2 separate regions of the Homo sapiens genome follow, and region 2 is linked to region 1. The links are chromatin contacts, found by Hi-C in ENCODE. All regions are on one chromosome and are shown on one strand. The core of a region is the stretch at or near the end of the contact, and the rest is flanking DNA. Distances in the headings are between cores, read along the strand shown.

Region 1 (6,380 bases), core at 1,313-3,812:
GTTTCCCCCCAACCCTGGACAGTCTCCCCCTCCCTCCCTTTTCCCTTTCCCCCTACCCTAGGAGCCAGTTGGCTGGAAGGAAAATGTGCATTTGAAAATCAACGCTGCAGGTGCCCAAGGAATAAAGAAAGACACACACATAGACACACACAAAGCCAATCACTTAGAAAGAAAAAAAAGAAAACACAAAAAAGGAAAGGGAGAGGGACAATTGGTGACAAGCCCTTCAGATAGCAGCTAGGATTTTATTCTTCCCTCCCACCAGTCTTCCCTGGTGTACCTTTTTCTGTCCTTTAACTAAATTGCTCATGTACACACACACATGTGCCTATGTATGTGTATAGATAATATTATAATTAACCCTTTCTGTAACAGAACCCCATACAGAATACAGAGAGCTATTCCACCCTTCCCTCTTCTCTCCCCTCCTCCCTCCTTTCTCCCAACCAGGAGAAAACGCCCCCTTCCCCAGCTTCACCAAAAAAAAAAAAAAAAAAAGAATATGGGGGGGTAATGGGGGGAGGCGCAAAGAAATCACAAAACCCCATCAGTCTCCAGTCCCGAGGACACCCGGGAAAGGTATATACTACACAGACACACACACACACACACACACACACACACACACGAACATATGACTCTGTAGAAAGCACACAGAACCGTCCACAGGCGCCCCAAACCCAGCAAAGAGACTTCCACCAGCCAAGAAGCCATGATTGGGGAGGGAGAGGAGGAAGGAGTGGGGGCAGAGCTCTCTGTGGAGAGGGGGCGCATTGTTGTGATGCCCGAACCCCTTTCTTTCTGCCCATCTGCTGTGGAGGGGGTGCAGGGAGGGGGCGCAGGGGAAAGGCGAGCGAGGAAACGAGACCAGGCACGGCTTTGCGACTCCCTCCTGCTGCCTGTCTGCCCGCGCCCCCAGCTCCCCCCACCAACAATAAGACCTCAGCCTAGACAGACAGACAGACAGACAGACAGACAGACAGCCCGGAGCGCGGCGAGGGAGGCAGGAGAGCCGGGCGCAGCCGAGTGGGGTCGTGCATAAAGGGAACCCGGGGGAAGGGGGGTCCCCCTTACCTCCAGCGCTTCAAAAGTGACAAAGCTGGTCATGGCAAATCCATCAATGATGTCCTCTTCTGCCGAGGTGGACTCTCTCCGCTTCCTCCGCGGGGGTCTGGGCCGGGACGGGGCGGAGGACGGGGGCTTCCCATTGTCTTCCTTGTCGGAGCCCGACGACGAGGCGAGTGAGAGCGCCCGGGTCCGGCCAGCCCCGCCGCCGCCGGCCGCGCCGGCCCCCAGCCCGCCCCGGGAGCGCCTCTCCCGGTCTCGCTGCGACCGCGACCGCCGCTTTTTGCGGAGTCCATGGCCCCGCGTCGGGCCATCCATGGTTCTGCTGCGCCGGGGTCTCCCCGCTTGCCCGCCACAGGCTACGGCCGCAGCCACACAAAAAAAAATTGACACCGAGCCCTCCCTCCCCCTTCACGGCTTCCCTCCGCCCCGAGGAGGGCGCGGGGGAGACGGCGGCCGAAAGAAGGGAGAGAGGGGAAGAAAGAGAGGAGAAAGAAAAGGGGGAAGGGGCGGAGAGAGGGGAGGAGGGACGGGGAGCGAGGGCGAGAGGCGAGGAGCCCAAGTGTGGGGCTCCCCACAGCACCGAGGGTCGGAGATGCCTGGGAGCAGCGCCGAGCAAAGTAATGGCTGAACACACAGGTCTCCTTTAGAGGAAAAAAAAATAACTCACCAAGCAAGCAATAAATCAGAATAGCGGAATGCTTTGATCAAGAGACTGGGAGGCTCCGGGGAGCCCTCCCCGCGGCCATTCTCCGCCGCGCCCCCCGCCCCCCGAAAACGCCCGCGCCCCCCTCAACTCGATCCAAAATCGGGTCCGAAAAAGGTCGCGGGAAAAGTGGGGGCAATGAACTTCACCCGCCCCTCGCGCAGGAAAACACCCCCGCCGCCTCTCACACACGCCTCGGAGAAAACTCACTCCCAGGCTCCCAAATTTTTAAGAAATGCAGCCAGGGGAGGCCGGGGCTCCGGAGCGACCCAAGAGGGGCGAGACCCCCCAGAGAGGGGAGCATAATAATGCAATCATTAGCGGAAGAGAGGGCGAAACTGCGAGCGGCGGAGGAGAAGGGAGGCGGAGGAAGGGAAGGAGGATGCTGCTGGAGCAGTTGTGGGGTTTGCTTTTCGGTCTTCGAGGGGGGAGGAGAGGGAGATGAAAGAAGAGAAGAAGCAAACCCTGTCGCTGCCACCCGCCCCCCTCCTCACAAAAATATTTTTTCCAGTCCCAGAGAAGAGGTCACCCTTCCTCAAAAAAGGGAGGGGGTGAGTCAGTCAGTCGATGAGGAAAGCAGAAAGAAATCTCCAGCGGGAGAGACACCGGTGTGCCGCCGCCGCCGCCGCCGCTTCTCTCGCCGCCCCGCCTGAGGGAGAAGCGCAGCCGGGAACGCTGCTCTCGCCGCCGCCGCTAACGCTGCTGCTGCTGCCGCCGCCGCCGCCGAGAAAGCCCCGAGCCGGAGGGTGCACGGCGTGTCCCCGGGCGGCTGCAGCGGGAGCCCGGGCACTGCCCCATCCTCCGCCCGCCCGCCTGCCTCGCGCAGCTCCCGCTCCTCCCCCTCCGCGGCCAGCCCACCGCCGCCGCCGCCGCCGCCGCCCGCCTCAGCCCAACCCCGCGCCCGCCCGCTCGCTCGCTCGCTCGCTCGCTCGTTCGTGCTTTCGCTCGCTCGCTCGAGTGCGCGCGCTCCCGCGCACCCGCCCTCCCCGCGCCTCTCTCGGCGCGCGCTCCCGCCCCCGCGGCCCCGGCCGGCGGGATCACGTGGACGGCTGGGCTCCCTCCTCCCCCGCCCCCTCCCCAGTTGTAGAGTGTGTAGAAAGCAAAAGGCTGGGGGCTGGCCGCGCTCGCGAGCCCAGGGCATGCGCGCTGGGGCGGCCGGGCCTGCGCACTGGGGGCGGTGGGGAGCTGTGAGGGGGGCGGGGGCGGGGGCGTGGAGGGGGCGCCCGCGTGGGGTCGGCCGCGGCCGGGCAGAGTTGGCGCGCCAGGGCGTGGAAGCCGCCGGAGGATCCCGCCTGTCGCAGCGGGGACGCGTGTGGGCCCCTGCTCCCAGGCCACTTCGCGCGCGCGCCCCCCACATCCTCCTCGGGACACTTGTCCCTGGATCCTCTACCCCTGGCCGGCCCGAGGCCGCCTTCTCGGGAAGCCCCACCAGCCCCCAAGGGTGTTTTCCCTTGGCTACCTGCGCTGCGAGGAGAGAAGGGAATTCAGAGAAGGGGTACAAGGGGGGCGTCCCTGGGAGGGGGCGCGACTGGAGGAGACAGAACGGGGAGCGGGTGCCAAAGCGCGGGCCTTTGCTCCGCCTGGGCGCAGTGGGAGCACCAACTGGCAGAGTTGGAAACTTTTCCTCCACGTGGCACCACAGTGCGTGGACGAGCGACCCCGCGCCCGGATGACCCCTGGGATTCCCGCCTCGTCTTCCAGCGGGGGACCTAGGGACGCACGGGCGGCTTCAGATCCGGGAGCGCGAGGCCTAACAGCCGGGGGCCGAACTTGAACCTCGGAGGCGGCCGCGGGCGAGGGGCGGGGCCGAAGGGGCCGGGACCGCCGCCCCAGCTCGAGGACCCGTTAGACCGGCAAACCGCAGTCCCTGCCCCGCGGGCTTCCTTTACTTTTTGGGAGTGGGGGGCGGTTTCCCTGCTTTTTCCACCACAGCCCCTCCTCCCGCCGCAATGTGGCTGATGCTCATAAAAAGTTGTATTAAAGAGCTGACTGCAGCCGAGAATCGATCAACAAAAGCGACCAGCCTCTCTGGGTAAAATAGCTGTGCGTTTTTCAGGGCACTGGAATTGATCTATACGGATCAGAAAGACCGACAGCCCGCTCTCAGCAGCCTCTTGGATACGCTTCACTTTCTGTCCAGGCACATAAACACCACGGCACCAACCCTTCGTCCTCCCTAGTAGCCCATACTTGTGGAGGAAGAAAAGGAAAATAAACTGGCATGTATTAATTACAATGGGCCAGGCACCGTGCTAGAGCGCTGTGTATATGATTTCACCTCTTTAGAATACAAATGTGCACATTTTATTAGTATTACTGGAAGGAGGGTGGTAGAGAAAACAGTAAGGACGTGTTTTCTCTCACAATCTGACACATCTATGATTGAGTGATTGATTGTTTTTCATTTAACAATTATTAGGCCTTACCAGGCTTAGCAGGCACAGTTGTAGGTGCTGGGAATACAGCGTTGTACAAAACAGAAAAGATACTGCTTCTTGACGTTCTAGCAGGCAAGCCTCTCTCGTCTTATAATTCCTAATAACAATTTAATAGCTTGTCTTTCTCTTGTTTTAGGTCACACTCCTTCAGCTTCCCCGTTTCTGAATCCCAGGTCTGGATCTTTATGAAATCAGATGGAGAGATGGGGTTGGGGGGACGGGGGGGTCAAGTTGCCAGGAACAGAAAGGAACATCCACCCGACTGTGACAGATGAGCTTTATGCCAGTCCAGGAAACAAAACATTTGACCTTAGGCAAGACTTTTTTAAATGACTAGTTTTTTCATCTGTAAATCAAAGAGGTTCAATTAAATGTTCAAAATGTTCCTTTTCAGGTCTATCCACGGCCTTCTCAACAGATGACTTCAAGTTGATTTCGTGCTTTATTTCTTAAGAATAGTGACTAACCTAAGGGATCTGATTCAATTTATTAGGAACACAGTGCCACCTTCCAAAATTACTTACCTAAGAGGACTGAGCCTGCTGTCCCTGGAGCAGTTAGCTAAAACAGTGCCTCAGTACGGAGCGTACCTGTGTTAACTTCTAGAGTGCTGTTTCCGGCAGCTGCTGAAATCCACGCTGAGGTTATCAAGCTCATCCTACAAAATAAAGCAAGTTCTTCGCAATTTAAAGCAAAAATCTGGGCTTATTTTTAGGGTTTTGGGGGATGTGAAAGTTGTCTTAGATAAGATTCCAGGAAAGCTAAGAACTAACGATGCAATTACAGTCACCTTTCAACAACTTTGGGGATTGGGTTGAGGAAGGTGTGAAATTGGGAAATATAATAAAAGGTATTATATTAGTGACTTTCTAGAGTAGCCCTTGGCAGTCCTGTCTTTAAAGAGTAATAACTGGAAAAAAAAATGAATGATAATACACTGCATCCAAGAACCTTGCCTCTGGTGAGGGTAATTTGCAAACGCATTTTGGGATAATGTTCAGCATTCAATATAATCTTCCCTGGAATTAGCAATGCCTTTTGGGTCAGAGTTTCTTAGGTTTCTTCAGTCATACAATTAAAATTGTTTCTGGATTATATTGCCCATATTTGTTTCTAATTCTCCATTTTGCCTGTGTTTTAACTGCTAGCGATTAATAACTGCCATATAATAAGCTAAGCATTTATTATGTTTCAGGCACTGTTCTAACTGCATTAAAATAATATCTCATTTAATTCTCATAAATTTTGAGAAAAGTTTTATTATTCCTATTTTACAGTTGAGTAAACTGAGGCTTAAAGTTAAGCATATTGTCCAAGGTGCCTCCACTCCTTAGTCATAAGCTAAATTTGATCTGAGTGACTCCAAAACCTGTTCTCTTAATGGTTATGCTGAAATGCCCTTCTTAGAATGATTCCTCAGGAAGTCAAATGCTAGGTATATAGTACAACCACTTTGGAAAACTGGCAATATCTGTTAAAGTTAAACATATGAAAACCCTATGGCCCAGCAGTTCCACGCTTAGGAATATACCAATGTCCCATGTGTGCCAAAAGACTATTAAATCACTCAGAGCAACCCTATTCATAAATAACCCCCAACCAGGAAACAACCCAAATGGTCATAAACAGTAAAATAGATAAATAATTGGTGGTATATTCATACAACAGAGTACATTCTACCACACTAAGAATGAACAATCTGCTTCCAAATGCAGTAAAATATATGAACCTTACAAATGTGCTAAGTGAAAAAAGGGAGATGTACAATTGCGGGACTCCATTTATGTGAAGTACAGAAACAGACAAAAGTCATTGATGCTATTCAAAGTCAGGATAGTGGTTACCCTTGAGAGAGAGCTGATGACTAGGAGAGAACACCAATCGGCTTCTGGGGAGCTGGTAGTGTTGTTTCTTGAGCTGGGTACTGGTGTGTTCAGTTTGTGAAAATTCATTGAGCTGTACTATTGATATATGCATCTCTGTGTATGTAAATTATGCTTCAATAAAAAGCTTTAAAATGCTGTGTATATATAAATGCATATGAGTATTGCTTGTGTACATATGAGTACCTATATAATACTTCGTTTTTTTTTATTATTAATGACACTACCCAATGCTTATGAATAGTAAAATAGATAAATAAGATGTGGTTTATTTGGGACATAAATGAA
Region 2 (6,605 bases), core at 2,312-4,811, 1.0 Mb before region 1:
CAGTTCCAAATACTTCTGAATTCAGTGAAAACTTTCCCTACCTTTTATCTCACTATTTTGCCTATAAATCCTCCCTTCAGCTAAATCAACATACAGATGGTCCCTAACTTCCGATGGCTCAGCTTACGATTTTTCGACTTTATGCTGGTATGAAAGCAATATGCACTCAGTAGAAACTGCACTTCAGGTACCCATACAACCATCTTGTTTTTCACTTTCAGTACAGTATTCAATAAATTACATGAGATCCTCAACACTTTATTATGAAACAGGCTTATGTTAGTTGATTCTGCCCGATGGTAGGCTAATGTAAGTGTTTTGAGCGTGTTTAAGGGGGGCTGGGCTAAGCTACAATGCTCAGTAGGTTAAGTGTATTAAATGCATTTTTGACTTAAAATATTTTCCACGTATGAAGGGTTTATCGGGATGTAACCCCAATGTAAGTTAAGGAACACCTGTACAGAAGTCGCCTCACAAAACCCTGGGTTTCCCAGTTTCGTGAGTTTGCTACAGTAAATGAGGCTGAGCACCAGAGAGGGGGCAGGCTATGAAGCCACATTACCTGGGTCCAGCTTTACCATTTACTAACTCTAGGGCACTGGGTACCTTATTTAACTTCTTTGTATGTCATGATCCTTATCTATATAGCGGAAATAATGAGAAGACAATAATCCCATCTCATAATAGCTTTTGTGAGGATGAAATAAGTTAAGACATGTAAAGTGCTTAGAACTTTATCTCAAACAGCAAGTGCTCAATAACTGTAGTTGATCATTACTCATATCAGCAAGTGCTCATAACTGTAATGTTGATCATTACTATCAACATTATCTTCATCCCATTCGGACTTCCTCCTCCTTCCTCTCTGTCCATTGAAATCATTCTCTTGGGCCTCAGCCATGCCCTCAACGTGATCCTTTCTTCCCCTGATTTGAACTCTGGTCATCAATCAATTAGTTGGCACTATTAATTTATGTCTAACTGTCATGGGTACAGGAACAGTTTTTTCATCTAGCCTGGAAACTTCTTGAGACAAGGGTGTAGATGTGTTTGCTTTGCGTGTAAAATGAATCTGATAAAATTGACAGTTAATGGTCACAGAAGTTCACTGGAGATATGTAGAGGTAAATGTATGTACTTCTCAATTTTAAACAACATTCTTGGTAGCAATCAACGAGATACTAGTTTCAAGTGAAATGCACAATTGTTGTATGTCTGACTTCACACATTTGAAAGTAAAAATAATTCCAGGAAGAAAGCTGAGTGGGGATGAGAGTCACAGTAAGAGAAAAGAGATTCTAGTTCTAGATCTGCTCTTGACCAGCTCACATTCTTTGACATTCAGAGAGATTAAACCACATGCCTGATTCCTAAGTGCTAAGTCAGAATCAGTGACTTTAAGGTCCCAGACAGACCCTGTTGGTTGCCCAGGCAAGAGCCCTCAAGTTCACTGAACCCAGGTTTTGTTCAGGTACTGCATGGCGCCATGCTGTGGGCAGGTGGTCTTCCCCTGTTACAGGAGGCTCAGGCCACCCTTGGCAATCCCATTATTCTTGGACGGTGACTGTTTTAGGAGACGGTATGTAACCCAGTTCTGGCCAGTGAAACCTGAGGGGAAGTTTGCTATGGGGTCTCTAGAAAAGAATTTCCTCCTGATAAAAAGAGGTACGTGAGGAAGAACACCTTTCCTTCCTGTCTGTGAGTGTGGCTTCCTGAGGAAATAGTGTCTGATAACTATGGCGGCCATCTTGAAATCATGAGGAGAAAGCTAAGAGAATGGCAGAGAAGCCAATCCGTGCCCCAAAATACTTAACCAGTCCCATTTAGAAACACTACTCACACCCGCCCCCCTGCCATGGTTGAAGCCATTTTGTTCTGTTACTTGTGGCTGGAATGTCTTGGCTGTCCACATTCTAAGAACCCAAGCACCACATGATTGAGGCCCATTGTTAAGCTACAAGGAAATGTGGCACACAGATCATCTCTGCTGACCTACAAAATCACCACTGGGGCCGGGTGCGGTGGCTCACGCCTATAATCCCAGCACTTTGGACACCGAGGCGGGTGAATCACGAGGTCCAGAATTCAAGACCAGCCTGGCCAACATGGTGAAGGCCCATCTCTACTAAAAATACAAAAAATTAGCTGGGCATGGTGGTGGGCACCTGTAATCCTGGCTGCTTGGGAGGCTGAGGCAAGAAAATCGTTTGAACCCAGGAGGCAGAGGCTGCAGCAAGCCAAGATCGCACTACTGCACTCCAGCCCGGGTGACAGTGCGAGACTCCGTCTCAAAAAATAAATAAATAAATAAATAAATAAATAAATAAATAAATAAAATAAATCACCACTGGGACACTCTGAGATTAAATCCTGACCCCCATGTCCCACCACTTATGTTTCTATTAACCATTGTTTATTCATCTTACTTTTTTATTTTTTTTGAGACAGGGTCTCACTCTGCCAGGCCAGAGTGCAGGGGCATGATCTTGGCTCATTGCCACCTCCACCTCCTGCGGTCCAGTAATCCTTCCACCTCAAACACCCAAGTAGCTGAGACCACAGACATGCTCCATGGGGTTTCGTGATGTTGCCCAGGCTGGTCTCAAACTTCTAATCTAAAGGTCTCAAACTTCTAATCTAAAGGTCTCAAACTTCTGAGCTAAAGCAATCCACCTGCCTCAGCCTCCAAAGTGCTGGGATTACAGGCATGAGCCACCATATCCAGCCTATTCTTCTTATTTTGACATGTCAGCTTCTTTCCGTAAGCTGAGGTTGACATATATAATCAGAGACTTAGGTCAATAGGAAAAGGCATTCCCTAATTTCAAAACAGATCTAAACTCTCTAATTTCCTCAAAAGAGATCTCCTAATCTTTCATCTACTGGGATTATTTTAATAAACTCATTTTAGCACCCTGTTACTATGAACTCTTAACAAAGGTTCCTTCCAGGGCTGGGCGCGGTGGCTCATATCTGTAATCTCAGCATTTTAGGAGGCCAAGGCAGGCAGATCATTTGAGGTAAGGAGTTCGAGACCAGCTTGGCCAACATGGTGAAGCCCTGTCTCTACCAAAAATTTAAAAAAAAATTAGCTGAGCGTGGTAGTGCATGCCTGCAATCCCAGCTACTTGGGAGGCTGAGACAGGAGAATTGCTTGAAAGGGGGAGGCGGAGGTCGCAGTGAGCCAAGATTACGCCACTGCACTCCAGCCTGGGTGACAAAGTGAGACTGTCTCAAAAAACAAAACGAAACAAAACAAAAAACCAAAAACCAAAACAAATTCTGTTTTGTTTTTATATCGTGTTTCTACATCTAAACATGCTACTAGGTTGTGCTTCATGATATGAATGTATAAATTCAAGATCATGAAACTCTCATTGGTGCAGACATATACAACACAGAACTGCAAACTCACCACAGATGCTCCCACGCCTGTCCCTGAAAGCACCATGGCAAGCCTCAGCCCATTCCTCTCCCTCGTGCTGCAGATGAGAAAGCTGAAGTCCAGAGGCGTGAAAGGTGTTGGTGAAGGTGACTCAGTGAGCTGACGGCATCACAGAATGCAGGAAACTGTGGTAGTCTGGTGGTGGAGGGGGGCGGAGTACTATGACACTAGCTGTAACCACAGCAGCTCACATTCATCCTGGGCCTAGGACAGCACAGGAACAATTCTAGACTCTTCATGTGTTTTAGTTCATGGAACCCTCACCAGAACCCTGAAGAGGTAAGTACTATCATTATTCCCATGTTATAAATGAGAAACCGAGGCAAAGAAAGGTTCGGTACCTGCCCAAGGCTAAGCAATGCTGAGTGTACATGCCGTCATCACTCAGCTATTTCCAGTCTCCTACCACTACATCAGGCCATGGGGTGACATTTCCTGAATGGATACTCTTGGTAGGTCAGTGGCTTAAACTGAGATGAAACTAATCAGTACAATGGACTTCTTAGATCTACAATCCTGTCTTTAGCCAGAGCACACTGGATGGTCTGAGTTCCAAAGAAAGGCCACTGTTTCATTCCAAAATGTGCGCATGCAGTCCTTGTACCACGTATGCCACCTGCCTCCCTGGCATGCTAGCTTCAGGGAATAGGGAGGCTGAGAGAGGGTGGTGGGCAGAAGAGGGGTTGAGAGACAGGTATGATACCCAGTTGGCAGTCTCCTCTGGTTACCAAAGTGCAAGTCCCAGAAAACACATCACACAGGAGACGAGCCAGGGTGTGACCCAGGATGCCTTGTCTCAGTTTGTGGGGAGATTAAGGGAGAAGGCATTATAAAGGCCAGCATCATTTTCAAGAAACCATCACTTTATTTCTTGCTTAAAAGCAGAGCTGGCCAAGTTAAGATAGCTGTTTTTTCTGGATTATATTGTGTTTCAAAGCAAACCACTCCTCACAGGGACTCAGGCTACAAAGCACAGAGAGCTGGAATGGCCTTTACCGGTCATCTTGTCCAGGCACATTCAGGGCTTGCAGAGCGAAGTGGGCTGAGGCCTAGAGAAGTTCAGTGCTCATCCCAGCTCCCACGGCCCCCAGAGCCGTCCAGCGTTTCTCACTGTGTCTAGTGTTTTTCGCTGTGTGGATAAGAATGAGAGGAAAAACTCTCCATCCTGGAGTAGAGGGGAAACGTGGAATGGGCACAGATTTGAGTTTGGGCTCCTTTATATCAGCTCAGGGGGACCAGAACGCATTCTCCAACATGGAACACAAGTCAACAGTGAGCGGATCCAATCAGCTGCTGAACAAAACAAACTTCTCTCCTGGGTCTTGTCTGACTTCTGCTGGGAGAATGTCCAAGACTGAGCAATGCTGGGCTAAAGACCTTGCAGCTCAGCCCAGACACAGAGGTGGCAGGATCAGCCCTGAGTTTGAAACTGCTCAGCCAGCCTGGAATGATGAGCAGCAAGGCCAGAGCAGAACAGCATCCAAAATGGGCAAAGGTAGGGAACTGGCAAGGCCCTCCTCTGATCAGATTGTTCAACAGCCTCTGAGCTGGCTGGCCCGGTCCTGGCCCCAGCTTCTGGGCCAGCCCTGCTGCCCTGAGCCAGGGCCCTCGCACTAGAGCGGGCCTTGAGCAGCCGCCTTGCATGGCCTAGATCTCCTGGCACTGCATCGGAGTCAATCTTGCCTACAGCTGTCAGCGGCACAGTCTGTTCGATGCCGCACAAATGGCAATGATTCAGTCATTCCGGGGATGCTTCCAGGGCAGTGTTCTTGGGCATAAAGAAAAAGAGAATCCCCTTGGGGGGCCAGAGGCGGTGGGCTCCCCTCCAGCGGGCTGGCTCATCCCCATCTAAACACCATCAAAAGCCTGCCAGGGTGTTTTTGTTGCAACCTGGCAGTTGAATGGCCTCTGACATTTGACTTGGGACCGTCCAGGTGACCTATTAAGTGAGATGCACGCTTGACGGCTGACCTTAGTGGATGTGACGGCAAGCTCACTGCTGCTCTAAATAATAAAAATTCTTCCTGACATGACGGAGGCAGAGAGGGAAATGGCCCCTCTGGTGAAACCCCATGGACTCTGCCTTAACCTCACTGCAGAGGGCTGCTGATGCAAAGGCTGATATTTGCCTGCAATCTTTCCCTGGGAAGTAATTAGTTTCCATTTAGAGGGATGACAAATTGATCAGGCAGGAGTCGCACTGAGCTCTGAATTGAAGCTCAACTGTGATGGCTGTGGCTCTGGCAAGTCAGGTTTGTAGGTCTGTCGATGCATTTTACAGTTTCAAAATTCAATCACCCAACAGCAGGAGAGGAAAGACACTGCTCTGAAAAGAGAACCAAAGCCTGCATTTCCTTCTGCAAGTTCATTATCGCCTCGCTAAAGCATGACGGTGGTGTGAAATGGGTTAGACGCACGGATGCCTCTGTTAACGGCCAAAGAAAAAAAAGTCGCACATCATTAGGAATGGAATAAACGATACTGAGGCACACAGCAGAAATGATTTGATTAGTAATTTCCAGTTTTGAAAAGACCTGGAAAAGTACCAAATGACTATACAGAAGGTGTGATGGAGTTCTTAATTGCTGTAACTGCTCTGGGAGACTTGATGATTTGTGACATAGAATACAGCACAGTACGCTAACACTAATAACCGTTAATTAAATGCAGCAATGATATACTCTCAAAATGCACATACAAGTTACCATAATTTCCAGATTAAAAGCTGCGCTGTCAGAAGCCAAAGGCAAAGAAAGGTGGAGGGAAGGCAAGATACATCTCTTGCCTTCGTGAGCAGGCCCCATGGTCTGCCCAGAACAGAGCGGCCAGAAAACTCTATGGGAAAAAACCACACTTAGCTGGAAAATGTGAAACGGTTCCTGAATGAAGCTGCCCCTCTGGAGGGAGAGTTATTAATTCTGAAAGGCTGCTGCAGCACCAGACCATCTGGTGGTGTGGAGAGAGTTCAGTGGCTGGTGCAGCTTCCGGTTGGATCTGCTCTGCCCCACCGTGACACTTCTCACGTGAACTGTTGTGATGCCAGGTCAGAAATGTTTGGCGGGGAATGAGGGAAGAGAGGGGTCTGGGGAGATCCAGGGACTCTGCAGAGTTTTAGATGCTCTCCTTTTCATGTCCAGCTCCTAATGAATGAGGGGAGGTT

What was found. Hi-C counts contacts between places; a loop is a spot of excess contacts on that map. Pooled maps may share reads with other maps.
Region 2: a loop to region 1 is called in a pooled map, with 6 times the contacts of the local background. The contact joins the enhancer-like site here to the promoter of AUTS2 in region 1. A Hi-C loop is called at or near these places in 3 of 50 pooled maps.

Annotation. Positions count from the first base shown.
Region 1 is chr7:69,594,657-69,601,036 of GRCh38, reverse strand. It overlaps AUTS2 (activator of transcription and developmental regulator AUTS2), which reads right to left and starts at 2,562. Exons shown (of 19, transcript NM_015570.4): 1 at 1,075-2,562. The coding sequence starts at 1,383. CT66 (cancer/testis associated transcript 66) reads left to right here and starts at 3,413. Exons shown (of 3, transcript NR_148927.1): 1 at 3,413-3,990; 2 at 4,346-4,382; 3 at 4,604-6,233. RefSeq lists silencers at 1,249-1,318, 2,483-2,562, 2,583-3,002 and enhancers at 2,083-2,132, 3,313-3,392.
Region 2 is chr7:70,645,232-70,651,836 of GRCh38, reverse strand. All of the region lies in intron 5 of AUTS2 (activator of transcription and developmental regulator AUTS2), which reads right to left. Among named protein-coding and RNA genes, the nearest start is that of GALNT17, 480 kb to the left of the region's middle. RefSeq lists enhancers at 3,332-3,381, 4,605-5,104. Within about 2 kb of position 3,561, at least 3 of the 41 ENCODE cell types and tissues checked have a DNase peak (open chromatin) inside an H3K27ac peak, as active enhancers do.